2 separate regions of the Homo sapiens genome follow, and region 2 is linked to region 1. Evidence: chromatin loops called from intact Hi-C (ENCODE). Cell type or tissue: heart left ventricle. All regions are shown on one strand. Each heading gives the region's core, and the rest is flanking DNA. Links, peaks and the distances in the headings are about the cores only. Region 1 overlaps CDK5RAP2 (CDK5 regulatory subunit associated protein 2). Region 2 overlaps CDK5RAP2 (CDK5 regulatory subunit associated protein 2).

Region 1 (11,084 bases), core at 1,402-9,401:
TACCCCATTCAACAAAAGCAATTCTGCATGGGGCCAGATCAATGTTATCCAAGTCAGTAAGCTTGAAAGTAGAAGCTTTTCAGTCCCTGGGACTATATCTAGCTGTTTCCCATTATTCTCTTTTCTTGGACAAGAACTACAAAATCAGTTAGAAATGCTGCAGCCCTGTTTTACAGATGAGCCCTGACCTAAATCCTATGTACAGGATCCAGATCAAGCAGTCCTGGTTTTTGTAGCGTTCTTGAATTTTGATGGTAAGCCAACCATTACTCTTGGATATGATCAAACCATCCTTTGCTCATGCCAACAACATTTATTGCCAGTCTCATTGTGCCTCTTCTTTAGCATTTTGTAGGGAGGCAATTCTTCTGCTGAAAATTGAGCTTGGATCAGAGGCTTATGAATTCACTGTGTCTCATTGTGCACGAACACTGAGAAGTTGAGCCCCGAGAGTCAGTTCTCCATGTTTGTTTGTTTTAATTGCCTGTGATTGCAGTGACCTAGTGCCGGTTGACTCAGCATGTGTTGTAATTTGCAGTTTTTTATTTATTCAACACATTTATTGAGTACTTGTAATGATATTGTTAGGCTCTGATGAATACAAGCTTTGGTTTTTACTTTGGTAGTCTTATTTACAGTGAAGAAGGTGAAAAAGTGAGGATCACAGATAGGTCCCCTGTATTGTAGTATACCTCCCTGCTGCCAAAGGGGCCCATATCCCTTGAAGGAAACTCAGGAGACCTTTGCAAAAACAAACAAAAAACCCAGTGTTCCCAAGTCTATGCCCTAACTGGGATGTTTAAAGTGTCCTACTCTTGAGGTTGGTAACAGGGATGCTGCTTGGATCCTCACATCTCTGCCTTCATACATCTGAGTTTGATACATTGTCAGAGCCCAGAAACCTGGGCTCTCCTTTTAGTGTGTGTGAGTGTGCACATGTGCATGAATGTGTGTGTTTGGTGAAGGGTGAGGGAAATCTTTATTTTAGGTGCACTCTCTCTGGTTCAGGCGCTTGGTATTCTACTCAGGGTGGGTGTGGGAGAGAAGCAAGCTAAGGTTTTTTTGTTCTCCTTTATAAGCAACATATATTAGACATTGCCTTGGCCATATTCCCCAGACTATTTCAGAATGCTTTCATCTGTTATGAGACCCGTCATCCGCTACCCTGACAAGTGTGTGCTTCAGTACCTGGGCCCTTAGCTCTGTGGGGATGCATTTGCTGGCTAAAGCCCAAAAATCTAATTAAAGTCGTACCGGTCACCCAGCTGGCTAATCCCATGTGCTTTGACAGGAGTGGGTTTAATTTCAGGGTAGTTCAGCCTGAACCTCCCAGTTCTCACATGTACTCATTGATGGATATCTCCAAATGAGATTGTGACAGCATTTAGAACATCTCTTGGTAAATCAGAATCAAAACATGGCATTTGGAGACAGTGTCTCTACAGGCTGGTTGGTTAGGGCTAAGACCACAGATCTGAGGTACTATATTTTTTACTAATGGCCAAAGCTCCTCTTGCCCTAAAAAAAAATGTATATATATGTGTGTGTGTGTGTGTGTATTAGGTGTGAAAGTTTTGAGTTGGTCTCTTTATAGAATAATGTGCAGTTTAAATGACCTATGTTGGAAGAAGCCTGAAGCCAGAAACACGAGTCAAACTGGTTTGGAGTCCTGGCTCCATTACTTACTAGTTGTTGAACTGTGAACCAGCAAGTTTGCCTCTTCGAACCATAGTATGCCCATTTCTTATCAGAATAATAGCGATTAGTTGTTAGGTTTATCTGAGAGAGGGAGTGACACTTAGCATAATACTTGACACATCATAAATGAGCAATAATTGGTAGCTATTTTGATGATGATGCCTTGGCCTCGGGCACTAGAAACGTAGCAATTTCAGTGGCCATCTTTGGAATAGTGGAAAATAGTTCTCAACTTGGGTTGCAATCTCAGCTTCACTTACAAGTGCTTAACTTCTAAGCCAACAGCTTAAACTCATTAAACTTATGTTCACTCCCCTAAAGTGGGGTTGATGATATCTATTTTAGGATTAAACAAATGAATAGTAAAATGTAATGTGTGAGAAAATGCCTACCGTGGTTCCTGGCACAGAGAAGTTGATGCTCAGTGTATCCGATTCCTTCTTTTCTTTCCTGTTTTCCTGCTTTTAATTGTGTGGCAGGTGCTGGCTCAGGACTTTGAATGACAAACCATCACCTGCTAGAATCTACCAGACGGTGTTGATTAATAAATGTTGTCTGCCCTTTTACCAGCCAAGTCACCAAAGCTATAAATTTCTTCCTTGATCAATAGTAACCTCTCCTCTGAAGAAAGTGCTTGTCTGTTCCTTTCCAGCTGATTGATCCCTATAAGAAGGGAGTCGGAGCGCTCTGCTATTGAGAAACTCTGGAGAATCTCAGTGGCTCATACCTGGGGCTGCTGTTAAAGCTGTTTTAAAAGGCTGTCCCCAACAGTTTTTATATGGAATTGCTGTAATCTCCATGGGGCACAAACAGGGAGACTTTCCCTTATGTCACCCTCTCATTTTATCATTTCTGTGCCAGGCTCTGTCCTGGGCACTAGGAGTACAGGACCGAATAAAATCATACACAGTCTCTGAAGGAATCTAGTGAAGAAATAGCATAGAAATACAAAGAGCTAATTAAAATATAGCATGATAAGTCCTGATAGTGGAATGGACCGAATGCTTTGGAAGCACAAAGAATGGAACTGTGCTAATAGACCAGAGAGGGAGGGAGGGAAGGCTTCACAGAGGAAGTGGATTTGAGCTGAGACTTGAAGGATAGGTAGCTGTTTGCCTGGGGGAATGGGAGGTGGGAATGCATTCCTGGTAGCAGGAAGGCCTGTGCCAAGGTTTGGGGTCCATGAATGAGCCTGGCTCATGGGGAACAGTGAGTGGGGCTGGAGAAGGGGGCAACTGGTGAAAGCTACATCAAGCCCTTTGCTCAGAACTTGTGCAGTCATCACAGCTAGCACCATACTGTTAGGTGAGGCACATGTTTGTTAGTTCTGTATGCCAAGGACTGTTTCATTCTGGTGGCCTCTAAGTTTTTTTCCCCCAGCATATGAATTATTTGTTTGAATGAACTGTTATGGAGAGAAAACACAGAAGTGGAGCTGCTCAGGGTGAAGTGAGGTAGGAGGCCTGGCACCCACCTCCACACATCATCTGTTTCCGCCACAGCCTGCAGGAGCAATGAGGCTCCACAAAACGTGGCTTGAACAGTGCTCTCACCTACTAATTCTGGAAATTCTCCTTACATCACAGAGTATCTCTTCCTCATTAAGATTGTGGAGAAATTTCCTTTGTATATTTAAAGGTAACCACTGAGCACTTTGACAAGCTTTCTCGCAGTGAAACCTGATAAGGTGGAAATTTGATGGATGAGAACCTTCTCATTCTCCATCTGGCCAGAGATAAAACAAAACTAGCTGGCTGGAGGAGGAAGTGTGAGGGCTTGGCTTTTCATTTCTAATGTGATTCTAAGATTTTAGAACATGTTATTTTTCAAACAATCCACTATATATATATATATATATATATATATTTTTTTTTTTTTTTTTTTTTTTTTTTTTTTTTAATCAGCCAGTCTGCTCTAAGAGAACCCTGCCATGCAGAGGCAGCTCTCAGCCCAGTGCTGGTCCAGAGTGCACCTGTGAATCTTAAGGGAAAATTGCCCATTAGTGTAGAAATTGAGGCCATTAGTTGACATCATCATACAGGTCTTGCTGTGGCAGCACTAACTTTAAATCAAGGCAGTAGTCTGGTGTAGGATAGGGTTCTTTTTTTTCCTGTGTAAACCCTTTGTTCAGAAGCAAATAAAACAGATGCACCCGGGGGGCTCTGCAGATTCCTTAGGATGGTGGCTTTTTTTATTGAAATAAAATATAATTTTCTGTGGTCTTCCCTAAGCTACTGAGTCAATTTCTAGAGGAAGGCCCAAGAACATGTAGTTAGAGGGTACTGATATCCAACCAGGTTTGGGTATTCCTAATCCTAGAGCTTCTTGGATTTGGCTTGTAAAACCACTGGTAGAGTAAAAAGAATGCAGGTAGACCTGGTTTCAAATCCTGCTTCTACTATTTTTTACCTATGTTGCTTTGGTTAAGTTGCTTGAAGTCTTTGAACTTCAGTTTTCTGATTGGTAAAATGGGTATAATTAAGGTACAGACGTCCCTCAGGAGATATTAGGGATTGGAATAAAGCGAGTCTTACGAATTTTTTGGTTTTCCAGTGAATATAAAAGTTATGTTAACACTATACTGTGGCCTATTATGTGTGCAACAGCATTACATCTAAAATAACAACATACATACCTGAATTAAAAATACTGCCAGAAATACTAATGATCATCAGAACCTTCAGCTAGTTGTAATCTTTCTTGGTGGAAGGTCTTGCCTCAATGTTAATGGCTGCTGACTGATCAGGGTGGTGGTTGCTGCAAGAATGAAGTTTGCCACGTTGATTAACTCTTCCTTTCACAAAATATTTCTCTATGGCATGTAATGCTGTTTGTAGCATTTTACCCACAGTAGAACTTCTTTCAAAACTGGAGTCAGTCCTCTCAAACCCTGCTACTGCTTTATCAACTAAGTTTACATAATATTCTAAGTCTTTTGTTGTCATTTCAACAATGTTCACAGCATCTTGAGATGGAGAAGTTTCCATCTCAACAAACTACTTTCTTTGCCCATTCATAAGAAGTAATTCCGTATCTGTTCAAGCTTTATCATGAGATTGCAGCAATTCAGTCACATCTTTAGACCCCACTTCTAGTTCTCTTGCTATTTCCACCACATTAGCAGTGAAGTAAAGTCTTGAATCCCTCAAAGTCATCCATGAGGGTTGGAATCAAATTCTTCCAAACTCCTGTAATGTTGGTATTTTGACCCTTCTCATGAATCACAAATGTTCTTAAGGGCATTTAGAATGATGAATCCTTTCCAAAAGGTTTTCCATTTACTTTGCCCAGATCCATCAGAGGAATCACTCTTTACAGATGTATTTTTTAAAGACTTGAAAAGTTAAAATTACTCCTTGATCTGTGGGTTGCGGAATGGATGTTGTGTTAGCAGGCATGAAAACAACATTCATCTTCTTGTACATCTCCATCAGAGCTCTTGGATGACCAGGTGCATTGTCAATGAGCAGTAATATTTTTAAAGGAATCTTTGTTTCTGAACAGTAGGTCTCAACAGTAGGCTTGAAATATTCAGTAAACCATGCCGTAAACAGATGTGCTGTCATTTAGGCTTTGTTGTTCCATTGTAGAGCACAGATAGAGTAGATTTTGCATAATTTTTAAGGAGTTCTGGAATCATAAGTGAGCACTGGCTTCCAGTTAAAGTTACCAGCTGCATTAGCCCCTAATAAGGAAGTCACCCTGTCCTTTGAAGTTTTGAAGCCAGACATTGACTGCTCCTCTTTAGCTATGAAACTCCTAGATGGCATCTTCTTCCAATGTAAGGCTGTTTCATCTGCATTGAAAACCTGTTTAGTGTAGCTACCTCCATCAGTTATCTTAGATCTCTTGGATGACTTACTGCAGCTTCTACATCAGCACTTGTAACTTTACCTTACACTTTTATGTTACTTAGATGACTTATTTCCTTAAACCTCAGGAACCAACCTCTGCTAGCTTCAATTTTTGTTTTTTCTTTTTGCAGCTTCTTCACCTCTCTTAGCTTTCATAGAATTGAAGAGAGTTAAGGCTTTGCTCTGGATTAGACTTTGGCTTAAGGGAATATTGTGACTGGTTTGATCTATTCAGACCACAACTTTCTCCATATCAGCAAGGCTGTTTAGCTTTCTTACCATTCATGTGTTCACTGGAGTAGCACTTTTAATTTCCTTCAAGAATTTTTTCTTTGCATTCACAGTTTGGCTAACTGGTGCAAGAGGCCTAGCTTTTGGCTCTATTGACTTTTGACATGCCTTCCTCACTAAGCTTAATCATTTCTAGCTTTTGATTTAAAAAGTGAGAGACATGTGACTCTTCCTTTCACTTGAATACTTAGAAGCCATTATAGGGTTATTCACTGGCCTAATTTCAATTTTGTTGTATCATAGGGCATAGGGAGGCATGAGGAGAGGGAAGGAGACAGGGAATGGCCAGTTGGTGGAGCTCTTGGAATACACTTTTATCCGTTAAGTTTGCCGTCTTATATGGGTGTGATTTGAGGCACTGCCAAACAACTGGAATAGGAATATCAAAGATCACTGATCACCATAACAGATACTAATAGTGAAAAAGTTTGACATATTGCAAGAATTACCAAAAGGCGACACAGAGACACGAAATGAACACATGCTGTTGGAAAAGTGATGCTGACAGACTTGGTTGATGCAGGGTTGCTGCAGACCTTGAATTTGTAAAATACAAAATCTCTGTGAAGTGCAGTAGAGCAGAGCACAATGAAATGAGCTATGCCTGTACCTGCTTCATAGGGTTGTGAGAGTTGAGTGAGGTGATGGGTAAAGTGCCCAGCACTCTCCTAAATGTCATAGAGTTTATAGAAGAAAATGTTGGGTGGTATTTTATGAGGATGATTGGTGATGGCCTGAGTAATCAAATTGGGCCTTGTGGAAGAGATGGCACTTGAATTGGGCCTTGAAGGATAGCATGCTTTCTCTAGGTGGAACTGGAGGGAATTTGTACTTTTTCCAGGTGGAGGGGACTGGTAGATACAGGCAGAGAGCCTGAAAGTATGTTAATGAAGTGGTTGGATGAAGGGGACTGGTTGCAGATAAAGCTGAAACGTAAGCTGAAGCCCACTAGTAGGAGCCTTGAGTAGACTCCTCGTAGGGTAGCTTCATTCTGCAGTTAACTTGGAGTCAATGAAGGATGCCGAGCAGAGACGTAATGATCAGAGGTCTACATGTGGTTTAGTGGGGTGAACCCAGAAGCAGCAAGACCAGTTAGGAAGCTGTTGCAGCTGACTGGCTGGGAGCTGAGTTCTGAAGAAGGCAGAGGCAGTGGGATGCGGGGTAGGGAGCTGTCTGGCGGGAGGAATACCTTTCTTAGTACTGCAGCTTCTACCCTTCTTCCTTTATAATTAAGGAGGGAGGAGTTACTAATCTGAGTGATGAGAGTTCAGGATATTTTGGGGGCCATTCTTGTTAATGGGTGAGTTATAAGAACCCAAGTTCCAGATTCTTTTGCTTTCCTGCTCCAGATGTAGCCAGGCCTAGTCTTTGCTGGGCAGGCCAACTCCCTCATTTCCTCATCAGTCATCTTTGTGCACTTCTACTTCTACTTGAATAAGAGAACCTGGGCAGCTCCCTAAGCTGCACACACCCTCCCTTTTCCCAAACAGTAACAACATCAACTACCCCAAACCCTTAATTTTATCAGAAAGCACTTATCTGGATATGAAATTGTCACAGAATTGTACTTTGATTCCCCATTCTGCTATTGTTGTGTATAACTCCTTTGAGAACTCTGGGGATAGCAGGAGTGATTGACAGGGTAGGATTTGGACACTCTTGGCCATGAAAAGCACCAAATCCTCGCTTTTCATCTCCCAGGTGCTCTGTGTTGAGGGCGTGCCACACCTTAAGGCCTGGGTTAACTGTTGGATGACAAGATGCCTGTGAGAGGGAGGGGCAAGAGCTGAACCTTGTTGTGGGGTGGTGGTGGTGGTGGTGATGCCATGGCCATGTGAGGAAACCGGGTAGTGAGGATCAGTCTGGGGGTTGTATGTGGGGACAGAGAGAGGTGACACGGCTTCATTTGCTCTGCATTAGCTTCTGTGCTGGGCTCCCATTGTGCATTCTCTCCTCCAGACCTCCAAGGACCCTGGGAGTTTGCATTATTGTCTTCATTTACCGGAAAGGAAACACTCAGAAAGATTTAAGTTATCCATCTCTGGTCACACTGCCAGTTAGCAGTAGAGGCAGGATTCAAGACTAGGGCTGTCTGTTTTCACAGTCCAGGAATATCGAAGGAGGTTTGGAAAAACCACCCAAGATGATCAATTTTCAGTTCTGATTGTTGTACTCAGGCAAGACATGCCATCTCCATGCCTCCCCAAAACATTTATTAGAACCCCACTGGTGGCAAGTGCATGAGCCTGTCTGCTGTCTTTGTGTTGCCATGGCAGCACTCTTCTTCAGGGCCATCTCTGCACACAAACCTGCCCTCCCCCTATGGTCATTTTGCTTTAAACTTTCTTTGACTGCTCTTCATATGAGGTTGAAGGTGCTTGGTTCTGCCCCATTCATTAGAAGGAGGGCCTCAGTCTCAGGCTAGAGAGTCCATCAATCCAAGTCCTTAAGAAATGATAAATTAATTTCAGGTATTGAAATTATTGGCTAGTGGAAGCCTATGTCACAGAGTGGTTTTATGTTTTCTTTAGCCTTAACAATAGCACATTTGGGTGGAAAAAGCACAGAATTTGGGGTCACACTGACTGGGGTTTGGATTTCAGCACTAGAACTTACTAGAGCTTTTGTAAAGCTTTGTGAAAATATCTCAACCTCTGTGGGCCTTAGTTCTCTTTCTGTAAAAACAGGACTAATAATACTTACCATGTAGGCAGTCATTAGGGTTTGAGATGTTTTGTGTAAAAATGCCTTGGCCTGTGTTTGGTTCATAGCTGGTGCTCAGTAAATGGTGGTTTCCATAACTAATGAGTAAAATAAGAGAAGCGGTCTATACTCTTTGGTATCCTAACTTTCCCCAAGGTTCTGTTGATGCTGTGGGCCTTCTACCTGACCCCCGACCGCAAATGTACACGCATACAAATTTGCATAGGATCCCTGGCCCAGTCAATGGACCTTAGGTTAAGAACTCCTAATCTTGGGGAATGACAAAACTACAAATCTTGGGGAATGACAAAACTACATGTCCTTTGTGGAATTCTGTAACAGGTCATTTTCACGTTGTCAACTCTGTTAGGGGATTTGTGGGAGAAATGTGGCACGTTAGTAGCCCTTATTGCTTAAGCCGTGTAAGACGTTCTTAACCTAGGTAGCTGAATTAAAAATTAAAAGGAAATTAAAAGGAGCATGGAATAAATGGTTGCTGAATACACATACATACACTGGAACTTGAACCAGACATCAAAATATGGTTCTGATAGTCGTTTGTATAGAGGAGGAAACTGAATCTCGGAAATGAGGTAAGTGGACCTGTAATTACTGTGCACAGGAAAAGTGCACACTCTTTACTCAGCATGATACGTGAACATTTTTAGAATTAACGGGTGTGCACGATCTTTCTAGGATGACATACACATTTATTGTGAATTTAAAGGTGTACCTAAATGGCTGGCTTAACACAGGTTTTATAGTTATTCTTCACAGCATTTTTCAGGGGAAGATTTCTAAAAGTGAGTATTAGATATACGTTAAGTGGACTGGGATCATTGTGTTAGTGAGTCATGCAAAAGAGATCTAAACCATGGTGTGGAGGCGAACTGAGAAGATTTGGAATGAGAGAGACCTGGAATAAGGCAGGTGCTGTCCCTTGGTGACTGTGATCTTAGGCAAATTACCTGTCTCAGCCTGTTTCCTCATTCATAAAATGGGAGCAGTCCCATCCATCTCATTCCTTAATTTATTCAGTCATCCAACAGATGCTTATTGAGTGCTTTCCTTGATATCTATTGCTGCATAACAAATTACCCCAAAACAACAATCATTTCATTATACCTAATGAGTTTGCGAGCCAAGGACTTGGGCAGGGCATAGCTGGGTATTCTGCTCCATGTGGCCCAGGTTACTCATGGTCTTCAGCTGGTGGATGGGGTGGACTGGAGGGTCCATGATTCTTCACTCATATGTCTGGTACCTTGTCGGGGATGGCTGGAAAGAACAGAAACTGACATAGTGTCACTTCTGCCGTATTCTCATGGTCACAGCAGGTGCTATGCTGCCCAGATTCAATAGGAGGGGACATAGACTCCACACCTCTTGATGGAAGGGAAGTCAAATAATTTATGGCTATGTTTAATCTGCCACAGTGTCTGCTATGTGCCAGGTACCATTCTAGGTGCTGGAGATATAGCAGCAAACAAAATACACAAAATTCCCTGCCCTCATGGAACTTGCATTCTGGTGGGAAAACTGCAAGCAAAATACACATATAAATTAAATACTATATTAGGAGGTTCCATGGGGCAAGTGGTGAAGGGAAGGAATATGGAGAGTAAGGTGGATGGTCAGGGAAGACTGGTCTGAGAAGATGATGGCTGAGCACACACTTGAAGAAAGTAAGGGAGCAACCTGGAGAACTTTCCAGGTAGAGCAGCAGGCTTAAGGGCTCTGACCTGGTGTGTAAGAGGAACGGCAAGACAGCCAGGGTTGCTGGAGCAGAACTGGCTGCGGAGAGCCACAGGAGAAGAGGGCAGCGAGGTCAGGGGGGTCTAGCTGATGGGGGCCTTGTGGGCCATCGTATGTTGTGAAGAGTAAATGCCTCATTATGAAAGTGTCTAGCACCTTGCCTGGAACAATGGTAGGTGCTTGACACACAGTAGCATCTATTATTAATAGAACCCGGATGTGGGAGCTCCCAGGTGTAGGAATTTTCAGGTATGGGAGTTCCCAGGCCCCCCCTTACTCCACTCAGTACCCGTTCTTTAGCCACAGCCGCTCTTCTGGCCCTGGTTGTATTGACTGTTTCTGAGCAGTCACCGGCCAGCAAAACACAATCAGGAAGGCAAAAACATGATGATATCCATTTGAAAGGTGAACCCTCATAATCAGCCTCTTCTCTAATGGCATTAGTATGGTAGCTAGACCTTGCCCTGGTAGATTTTGTAATGTAGGGGGAAAATGAGCTTATGTGTGTATGTTTGTGTATGTACACCTTGGGTGATTCTTGAGAGATCAGCTTTTCATTATGACTCTCCTTGAAACTATTTTCATTCATGGCCCACAAGGACAATTTGCACAAGGAGAAATTCAAACAATAGTCAAATATATAGAAGCATGATTGGCAATCAAAGAATGCAAATTCAAACACTTGTGAAGAACCTTTTTATACCAATTAAATTAGCAAACATTTAAGAAAATATCAGTGCTGGTGAGGATGTGGTGCAACAAAAAACTCCCACTTGGTGATTG
Region 2 (11,084 bases), core at 953-8,952, 56 kb before region 1:
AAACAAGTAATTTCTGAGCTTTGGGTTGTTATAATTTCAGCTGTACAACTCGATCTATGCTGTGGGGTCTGGGGCCTCAAACGAATGAGATTTGATTATTCTACATCGTGTATAATTAAAATATGCTCTACTATTAAATGGTTGTTCCTGTTTTATCATAAGAGTAATAACAGCTACTGTTTATTGAGCTCTTGCTCTGAGCTGGGTACTTTAAGTGCTAAGCTCTTTGTATATGTTACTTTAATATTAAAGCGGCTCTGCAAGATAGTTATTTCATTTTTGAAGGGCACTGTTTTACATTTTATTTCTAAATTGGAAAATTTCACAGAATATTAGAATTTTGGTTTCACATCTTTTATCTGCTTATTGAACTGAAAGGAATCCTAGAATTGAACACAACCCTCTTTATTATATATAGGAGAAACTGAGGCCCAGGGATGTGATGTGACAAAATTGTTCTCAGAGGCAGTCTGTGCTGCCTAAGGCCCATTGGCTTCTGGAGCCAGGCTGCTTGTTTGTCCACTTCTCCTGGGTGCCCTGTGGCCGGTCACTTAACCTCTCTGTACTTCCCTCATTTTAACAATGGGCATGATAACAGTACCTACTTCATAGGGTTGTTAGGAGGATTGAATGAGTGAATATTTGCAAAGCACAGAGTACATTCTATGTGTTTGCCATGACTGCTTCTTCCTTTTCTTACTGTTATTGTTATAATTACTGTTATTTTTTTCCACTCTGCCATGTGATTCAAGTTCCCCTTGTTCAGATGTGTTCTTGATGACCTAAATCCTGTTTTACTTGAAGGTGAGGGAGAGCCTTCTATGCCAACATGTTTTAGGATTTATGTTTTTTTCTTTATGACTGTAGTCCTTTGGTTGCTGTTAGGTTTTTATGGCATTAATATTTTTTATTGTAGCATTTTCAAGAGCAAATTCTGCAGCCGGAATTGAAATGGCCACACTGTTCTTGATGTCTCCCTTTCAGGTCTTTATGAATCACTGAAATTTTTCATTTGGCCTGAGTTACAAAATGCATGATCTGTATGTAGTGGTAGTCTGAACTTTCTGTGGGATGCTTATAGGAAATGCTCTTGGCACCTAAAGCTAATTTTAAGAGCATGCATATTAAGGAGGGGGCTGAGATACTTTGGGTTTAAAGTGGAAACTCATGATTCGTCCTATTCTAGTCTCAGATGATTGATACCTAACCATCAGGAGTTGCATTTAGTTGGGAGCTGGCAACACATAGGTCACCTTCTGGTTTTCCTCAGAGTTCATCCATTTAATAAACATTTTTTAATATATGCCACTGTGCCAGGCTCTCTGCCAGGGGGAATCTGCAGTGGATTAAGACCAGGTAAGTCCCCCTGTCCAGAGGCTCACAGTCTGATTGGGAAGATGGATAGGAAAATAGTGCAGGGACAGAGGTAAGTCTAGGGTGCTGTGGGGCCACAGAGGAGGGGCTATGACTCGGGGTTCAGAGAAGCCTCTGGAGGAGATGTTGCCTGAGTTGGGTCATCAGGGACAGGTACGGTTTGGTCAAGTGGGGAGAGCTAGGGAGCATCCCAGGCACAGGGACTCACATGTGCAAATGTAGAGAGAGGCATGACAGGGTTTGATGAGTTCAGAGAGCTGTAAGTTCCCTGAACTTACTGGCTGGAAGGAGGCTGTGTGAGGGGAGTGGAGAGAAGTGAGGCCATTGAAGCAGGCAGGGGCCAGCTCCTGCAGGTTCTTGAATGTTACACTGCTTTGTTTGGTTTTTGTCCTGAAGATGAAAGGGAACCAGCAATGGATTTTAATCTGGGGAGGGAAATGACCAGAATTGTGCTTTCAAAAGCTTACCAGGCTGGTGACTATGAGGAGAAGAGTTTGGAGGGGAGCAAGGCTGGTGGTAAGGTGATGAGTTAAAAGGCTGCTGTGGTGTTGTGGGCCCAAAGGGAGGAATGTGGAGCTAAGGGCATGGAATGAAGGGATATTTAGAATGGAGTTAATTTCAGAGCTGGAGGAGCTCTAAGAATCATCTCTTCCAGTGCTTTCATTTGACATGTGGGGACTCTGAAGCCCAGACAGGGGTAGGGACTTATTCAGCTTTGAACCCAGGTCTTCTATCAAAGCAATTCCTTTCTATTTCATTTGACTGTTCTGTGGGAGTACTCACTCTGGCATGTGAAAACCACATGTCTTCTTTTTGGTCTTTAAACTGGTAATCCATTGTCTAATATCCTCATTAGCTGAGGGTATAATCACCTGTATGGCAGGCCTTATGGTAGGAAGTCGGTAAATCAGTTGCTCTTCTATGGGAGCCTGTCGTATTGGTCTTCCCTCCCTAGACCAGAGGAGGCCTTGCGGAGGCAGCATTTTGTGAAGGCCTGTACCTGTTGTGAGTTGTTCTGGACACTGCTATCTCTCTCTCCCTTTAAAAAACATGTTTTTTGGGTGAGTAGGGAAGACCCAGAATCTGGTACAACATATGCTGTCCAAGTAGCTATCTTTGTGAACATATGGAAGAGTTTAATCTTGGCTTTTGACAGGGAATGACATGGATAACTTTCCATTCTCAATACTCATGGATGGCATTATTACTGGCTGTGTAATATTAAATCAAGGCTTAATAAAAGGGATAGATTGAGCCATAATTTATATAACCTTACTGTGGGACATTTCAGGTTGTTTCTAATTTCTCACTTTTATAAACAAAGCTGTGATGAATCTCCTTGTGCATATATCTTTTTATAGTTGTATGATTTTTTATTTTTTTATTTTTTTGAGACAGAGTCTCACTCTGTTGCCCAGGCTGGAGTGGAGTGGCACGATCTCGGCTCACTGCAGCCGCAGCCTCCCGGGTTCAAGCGATTCTCCTGCTTCAGCCTCCCTAGTAGCTGGGATTACAGGCGTATGCCACCATGCCTGGCTAATTTTTTGTATTTTTAGTACAGGTGGGGTTTCACTTTATTAGCCAGGATGGTCTCACCATGTTAGCCAGGATGGTCTTGATCTCCTGACCTTGTGATCCGCCTGCCTTGGCCTCCCAAAGTGCTGGAACTACAGGCGTGAGCCACCACGCCTCGCCGAGTGTTTCTTTTTTTTAAGGGTAGATTCCTAGAAATGAGATTTCTGGATGTCGGAGATATTAAGCATAACTTACATGCAATAAACAGTAGATACTATGGAATAGGATTTGTTATGTCTAGCAGCTTCCTTTCCAAGGAATTGAAAGAACTCTTAGCCAGGTGTGGCTGAAACAATTGCCTGTATCCTGTCCACACCTGGTCTCCTTATCTTTTGTTGTTCTTATCTTATGCCCACCTGCCCTGAGATGTTGGCATTCTTGCATTGAGGCCCTTATTCCTGTTGTTGAAAATTCTTGGCCTCAGCCGAGGCAGTTGGTCAAATTTGAGTGTTTTGTTTGTGGTTTCACTAGGAGGTTTGCATCTTTAAATTTGCAATAATATGTTTGTGAGTTACTTACTGCCAGATCATAGCTCCCTCACCTTCCACCCCTGCCCCACTTGTATGGCCCCGAAGCTTTCAGAAGCACCATGGTGTGTAGATACGACATGGATTTGAGAATGATGAGGACTGGGTTTCAGGCTTGGCCCTGCCACTTACTGATCTGTGGCCTTAAATGGGTTGCTTCTAAAACCTCATGTGTAAAGTGGGGCTACTACTATCTTTCCTTCAGTTATTAATTAGGTAAGGTATGGAAAGCACCTAGCATGATGCTTGGTGCATAGAGGGTACTCAATGAATGCTGATGTCTGTCTGCTCTAATCCAAAGATTCCGTTGACTACAACCACTGCCCTGGGTTCTGCCCCATCAGTGTTCAGTTTCTGTACATCCTTCTGTGATGTTTCTTTGACCTTGGAATAAAATCCCTAATCTTGGCCCATGAGAACCCGTCCTGTGTGATCGACAGCTTCCTGTCTTTCTGAACTCAGCATATTCCTCTCCCCGTCGTACACTGCTCTAGCCACACAGGCTGCTGTTCCTCAGCCACACCCAGCTTGTCCCTGTGCCAGGGCCTACGTGCATGCTCCACCCTCTGCCTGGACACCCTTTCTCCCTTTCCTTGAATGGCAGGCCCCTGGACCTTCTTGCCTCAACTTGAATGTGGCCTTGTTAGAGAGGCTACCCCAACTCCCTTCTCAACTCATGATTCTGTCTTCTAGCAAGTACTCAGCGCCCTGTCTCTCCCACCATGACTCTTGTGACAGTTTGTGGTTATTTCTTTATTAGTGTACTTGCTTAACATGTGTCTCTATTCAATGTCTGGTACTCAACGCTGAACCTAACAAAATCGTAGGCATCTAATATTTGTTGATTGAATGAATGTGTAACCTTGTATGGAATACTAAAGCTCCAAATTTTGGTTGCTTTATCTGTAAAACTGGGAAAAATGTTTATCTGAGGCTTGTGGTGAGGAGTAAATAACATGCTAGGATAGTGCCTGCTATACCAGATCTTTAGCAAACAGGGCGGCTACTGTGGTTATTGTTACTAAAGTGGCTGGAGAGGAGATATACCTAGAGACATATCTAGAGGCAGACAGCTTATAATGAGGATGGGGGCATGCGGGGCCAGAGTCAGGAAAGCAAGCAGTAATGAGGGCAAGGTGAGGCTAAGAGTGGGAGAATGAGGGTGAACTTAGAACATGGCAGGAGTGTAAGAATTGTGTGGGATGCCGCTCAGTGGAAGTGGCTGAAGACCAGGTCTGTAGCTGGCAGAGCGAGTGTCATAGCCACTTTCCACGGAGCTCTGTGCACAACATATAGCCTGACGGTGCTAGGGGTTTTTGCTGAGTTGAGTACTTGGAATCAAGTAGGGCTCATGGCTGTTGGGGTAAAAGTGTTAAGTACAGGGGTTCATTTGTGTAGTGGGATGGCCTGCTGGATTGAACGCTCTGAGTTCCCGTACCTCGCATGTCCTGGCCATGCCCTCCAAAAACCTGGCCAGATGGAGGGCTGAGTAGTGTAAATTTTTACAATCTTTTTGAAGGCCATTTGGAAAGAGATTTTGATAGCCATAAATATAAAATTACTCTTGAGCCCAATAATCCATTTTGGGGAAATTGATACTAGGGAAACAGCCCAGTAGAAGGAATAAAGCTCTGTTGATGAAGGTGTTTGTTGCCACATTGTGTATAATTGTGAAAAACTGGAAGGAAGGGAAATTATATTTTATATTTGTTATCTCTTTGCTTTTGACAAGCGTGTGTTGAGGATATTTCACAGATGAGGAAGCTGAGGTTGGAGAGATTAAACAACTTGCCCATGAGCTTATTGTGATTGAGAAGCAAAAAGAAGGCAAAATTCAAGCCTGGTCTTTCTGATTGTAAAGCTGGTCACTTTCCATGAGAGCACACTGAGTCTATCAGTGCACAGCAGAGAAATGGTTAAACAGTTGACTGTGAATCACTTCAGCACAAGGTAGTGCAGTTATTTCAACTGATAGTTTTGTGTAATTCTGCCACAATATGAAAAATACTTAAGAAATATTAAATGAAAGCAATGGAATATGCAAATTCACTTATGTTATAATTCTGCAAAAATGTGTATTCATGAGCAAAGGTTGAAAAGAATATGAAAATAGTTGATTTCATAAGGTAGTTAAATTCCAACTGGTGTTTGAGATTCAGTTTTAAATTTCTGTTATTGAGGCTGGGTGTGGTGGCTCACACCTGTAATCCCAGCACTTTGGGAGACCAAGGCAGGGGGATCGCTTGAACCCAGGAGTTGTGACCCAGCTTGGGTCACAAAGTGAGACCCCATTTCTACAAAAAAAAATTAAAAAGTTAGCTGGGCATGGTGATGTGTGCTTGTGGTCCCAGCTACTTGGGAGGCTAAGGTGGAAGGATTGCTTGAGCCTGGGAGGTTGAGGCTGCAGTGAGCCATGAATGCGCCACTGCACTCTAGCCTGAGCGACAGAGAGAGACCCTGTTTAAAAAAAAAATTCTGTTATTTCTCCAGTATTATTTATAAGATACTTACCTAGTAACAGTTTTCTTGATGATTTGAAAACACCAAGGAGAGTATCAGCATCAGAAATTGATTCCAAAGTATCCTCCCCTCTTTACTACCTCACTTAGCTGCTGTAGGCAGTATTATCTTACATGCAGTATTGTTTACTAGAGATGAACTTTGGGTAGCCAAGTTCATGGTTTTTGTTATGCTAGGTGAAGTCTAACAGTGTTTGTACTTTCAAAAAGGTTAAAAAATTCATTGTGGCCCAAAGATCTGCTTATTGAGGGCCTGAGAAGCCAATTTTTTTTTTTCCTTTTTAAAAAAGGCTTTACTGTGTGTGTGTGTATACACATACCATTATTTAAGATAGACAATATCGGCTGGGTGCGGTGGCTCACATCTGTAATCCCAGCACTTTGGGAAGTCAAGGCGGGCATATCACCTGGGGTCAGGAGTTTGAGACCAGCCTGGCCAACATGGTGAAACCCCGTCTCTACTAAAAATAAAAAAATTAGCTGGGCATGGTGGCATGTGCCTGTAATCCCAGCTACTTGGGAGGCTAAGGCAGGAGAATCGCTTGAGCCCGGAAGGCGGAGGTTGCAGTGAGCCGAGATCGCGCCACTGCACTCCAACCTAGGTGACAGAGAGAGACTCTTGTCTCAAAAAAAAAGAGACAATACCACCATCTATGTATGCAGACCAGAATACTTCCCTAGATGTAAAAATTTAAAAATTGATGACTTCATGGAGGAAAGATGCCATACTGTCTTGAGACTGTGAATGGGCTGGCAAGTGGAGCATAATCACAGGGTCAGCAACAGCCAGGATCAGCACAGACCATTCCTGGTCAATAGTGAGTGGAGAACACAGGCCTTGAGACAGCAGTATGGGTGGGTTGGAGAAGATCTCTTCCCTTTAGTGCCTTGGTGTTGCCTTCACTCTACGTGATTTTTAACGCTATCCTGTGTTTCCTGCTTGCTAAGTGCAAGGCTCTGCCAGGTGCTTTAGCTCATTTAGTTGTCACAACACCCCTGTGAGGGAATTGACTTTATCCTCATTTTATAGATGAGCCAACACTGGACAAAGATGTTAAATAATTTTCCCAAGGTCACACACTGCAAAAGTAGCAGCTCTGGTAGTTTAGTCTGTTTCTGCTGGCCCGAGAGCTCTTGCTCTTAGCTCTTGCTGTCTTGGGTGGAAAGATGATTTGGTAGGGTGAGCCTCAGCTTTGGAGGCCCAGGTTCTTGTGAGCCATTGAAGCGGATAGCCAGAGTTAGGTGTACTTTGCTTAGATTTCAGTTGAGGTGGGGCGGGTTGGAGTTGCCCTGATTCCTTTTTATGTTGTTGGTTTTTCTTCCCTTTTAGATGGAACTTCAGGCTAGGCAAGGCTTTTGACAGAGAATGGGAGTAGGAGGAACCCAGAATGACTGACTAGTAGCTCCTGCAAAATTTTTCCTGCCGCTAAGCTGGGGCCCTTTTCCAGTTTCAGAAAGCACCACCCTGTAGTCATGTTGAGATGTTTCCCATTTCAGATGGCTGCACTTCCACAGTAACACATGGCTTCCAAGGGCTGGAATGTGGCAAATACAGCCTTGCATTAGCTTTCTTTTGAGCATTAGGTTTCCAAGTCATATTTTGTGGGTTTTATATTTTGGGTAATTATTCCTACTGTATTGTAAGCTGTTTTCAGTTTTTCCACCTCAAGTTTTTTTTTTTTTTTTTTTCTTGTTTCTCTTAAGGGGAAAAGTACACATGAGAAAAACAATGTTTTAAATTCTTTGTTTTCTTTTTTTTTTTTTTTTTTTTGAGACAGAGTCTTGCTCTGTGTTGCCCAGGCTGGAGTGCAGTGGCCTGATCTCGGCTCACTGCAAGCTCTGCTTCCCAGGTTCATGCCCTTCTCCTGCCTCAGCCTCCCGCTTGGCTAGGACTACAGGCACCCGCCACCATGCTTGGCTGATTTTTTGTATTTTTAGTAGAGACGGGGTTTCATCGTGTTAGCCAGATGGTCTCGATCTCCTGACCTCGTGATCCACCCGCCTCGGCCTCCCAAAGTGCTAGGATTACAGGCGTGAGCCACCGTGCCCGGCCTCAATGTTTTAAATTCTTATGTTTTACTAGCAACTATATTAAACATTCTAATTAATTTCTTTTAATTCTTAGACTAGCTTTTTGAGATGGTTATAATAATCCCTTTTTTATAGATGGAGGAACTGAGGCATGTAGGAAAAGTGAACTTCATTAAGGCCATACAGCTAGTAAAGTGGTCTGGATTGTATTTATTCATTAATTTGTTCACTCATTTAACAATTTGTTGAACGTCTACTGTGTTCTAGATACTTGTTAAAACCTTGGAGGAAACAGCCATGAAAGATTAAGTGGATTATATTCATGTAATAAACATGATAATAATAAACATGCAAAGAGATGAAACATATACAGATTGTGAAAAATTCTAGCAAGAAAGTAAGAGCTATGTATTAGAGAGTGAGCTGGTTGGGTTCATAGAGATGGGGCCCACTTTAGATGGTGTAGTTGGAGAGGCCCTCCCCAAGGCAGTGACATTGGAGCTGAGGTGGAAGGGATGAGATCGAGCCACCCTGGCAGACGCGTCAGAAAGAGCTTTGTAGGCAGACAAGGGCTTGGCTTATTTCAGGACTGGAAAGGAGGCCAGTGAGGCTGGAATATTGTGAACAGGGGAGAAGATGATACCTGATGTGGTTGGAGAGGTGGACAGGGGCCAGATGATACAGCACTTTGTGGCTGTGGCAGGGAGTTTTATTCTAAGAATGATGGAAAAAAGAGCTAATAGAGGGTTTAACCAGGGAGTGATGTATACCAGATCGGTCTGAAGTCTAAGGGGGCTCTTGTTACATCACACTGCCTTAAAGAAATTCTTTTTTTTTTTTTTTTTTTTTTTTTTTTTGAGACGGAGTCTCACTCTGTCGCCAGGCTGGAGTGCAGTGGTGTGATCTCGGCTCACTGCAAGCTCCGCCTCCTGGGTTCAAGCCATTCTCCTGCCTCAGCCTCCGGAGTAGCTGGGACTACAGGTGCACACCAGTACACCCAGCTAAGTTTTGTATTTTTAATGGAGACAGGGTTTCACCATGTTGGCCAGGATGGTCTCGATCTCTTGACCTCATGATCTGCCTGCCTCGGCCTCCCAAAGTGCTGGGATTACAGGCGTGAGTCACCGTGCCCAGCCTAAAAATTTTTTAAAAAAGAATTTCTTGGCTGGGCACGGTGGCTCACGCCTGTAATCCCAGCACTTTGGGAGGCCGAGGTGGGCAAATCACCTGAGGTCAGGAGTTCGAGATCAGCCTGGCCAACATGGTGAAAACTCGTCTCTATTAAAACTACAAAAATTAGCCAGGTGTGGTGGCGGGCACCTGTAATCCCAGCTGCTCGGGAGGCTGAAGCAGGGAGAATCGCTTGAACCCGGAAGGCGGAGGTTGCAGTGAGCCGAGATTGCACCACTGCACTCCAGCCTGGGTGACAGAGCGAGACTGTCTCAAAAAAAAAAAAAAAAGTTTTTTTTTGACAGAGGGTCTCACTCTGTCACCCAGGCTGGAGTGCAGTAGCATGATCATGGCTTACTGTAGCTTCGACCTCCTGGCCTCAAGTGATCCTCCAGCCTCAGCCACTCGAGTAGCTGGGACTACAGGTGTGTGCCACTATACCCAGCTAATTTTTAAAAAATTTTTTGTAGAGAAGTGGTTTCGCCATGTTGTCCAGATTGGTCCTAAACTCCTGGGCTCAAGTGAGCCTTCTGGCTCTGCCTACCAAAGTGTTGGGATTACAGGTGTGAGCCACACTGCCTGGCCAAGAAATTCTTAAATGTGTCTGTCCATCTATTCTGCCAACCATTGGCTATTTAGTAACCATCTGTTGGGTTACAGTCTAGAGTGCACAGGGAGGTTATGGGATGGGGGTGGGTAGAAAGCCGAGTATCCAGCTAGGACAATGCAGTATGGGCATTGCTCTGATAAAGTAGAGAGTGTGTGGAAACATGAAGAAGGATCCCCAGTCCAGCCTGGTAGTGGTATTCAGAGAAAACTGTGAGGAAAGTGGTACTAAGCAGAGAACTGAACTGGCCATGGTGGAAAAGATGGTGCTTGTATTTCATTTTATTCATTTGGGACTGTCTGTTGTTTGCTGTGACCTTCTAAAGGCGTATTTTGCTTTGCCATATACAAAAATTTCTTTACCTATAAATAGGACAAATATTCTTTCAAGTGTTGTTAAGAATTTTAGCATTGTGTACAATGGGGGCATTCTAAGCAACCTACATAAATATTTTATTGGTAGCTGAGTAACAGAATAAGGTTTCTCTTTATAGGAAGCATCTGGCGGGGTAGTCGTTTTTTGTTTGAATGAATGTTTTATGTGCTGTTTCCTTAAAAGGAGGTGCTAATGAACCTACCAGTTGTTTCTTGTGCTGTTCTTATTAACCACAAAATTGAAACCTTAAGTGTTAACAAGAGGGCCAAGGGTAGACAGTTTCAAAATATACTTAATGTGAAATATGCTTATCGTTTTCTTTTATTCAGTCATAAAATTGTATTTATGGGCCGGGTGTGGTGGGTCACACCTGTAATCCCAGCACGTTGGGAGGCTGAGGCGAGTGGATCGCCTGAGGTCAGGAGTTCAAGACCAGCCTGGCCAACATGGTGAAACCCCATCTCTACTAAAAATAAAAAAATTAGATGGGCGTGGTGACACCCACCTGTAATCCCAGCTACTTGGGAGACTGAGGCAGGAGAATCGCTTGAACCCGGGAGGCGGAGGTTGCAGTGAGCTGAGATTGCACCACTGCACTCCAGCCTGGGTGACAGAGCGAGACTCTGTCTCAAAAAAAAAAAAAAGTATTTACTAAAAAGAATATGATATGCTATTAAAAATTATTTTTTAAAACGCTGAAAAAAATACGTGATGAGTGTTTATGTGTGAAGATGTACTAGCGTCCAAGTGTAGCTTTTCACATTTTGCCCTATTTCATTTTAGTTATTTTAAAAATCAGCTTTATTGAGATATAATTTACATAAAATAAAATGCACCAATTTTAGGTGTTGGATGAACTCTGACAGATGTATATTCCCTTGTAATCACTATTGTAATCTATATGTA

The links. Peaks named below come from ENCODE experiments on the same cell type or tissue, not always from the same donor. Only the 100,000 strongest peaks of a DNase experiment are listed, where the experiment ranks them.
Region 2: it touches region 1 in a loop (2.2-fold over the local background); 1 of 110 quality-filtered maps calls a loop at or near these places.

Annotation. Positions count from the first base shown.
Region 1 is chr9:120,500,423-120,511,506 of GRCh38, reverse strand. The region is part of intron 12 of CDK5RAP2 (CDK5 regulatory subunit associated protein 2); the gene reads left to right. Among named protein-coding and RNA genes, the nearest start is that of CDK5RAP2, 74 kb to the left of the region's middle. In heart left ventricle, for the core only: a CTCF peak has its summit at 6,124 (motif pointing right); no DNase peak of the experiment used is centred there.
Region 2 is chr9:120,556,171-120,567,254 of GRCh38, reverse strand. All of the region lies in intron 3 of CDK5RAP2 (CDK5 regulatory subunit associated protein 2), which reads left to right. Among named protein-coding and RNA genes, the nearest start is that of CDK5RAP2, 18 kb to the left of the region's middle. In heart left ventricle, for the core only: no CTCF peak of the experiment used is centred there; a DNase peak (open chromatin) is centred at 4,001.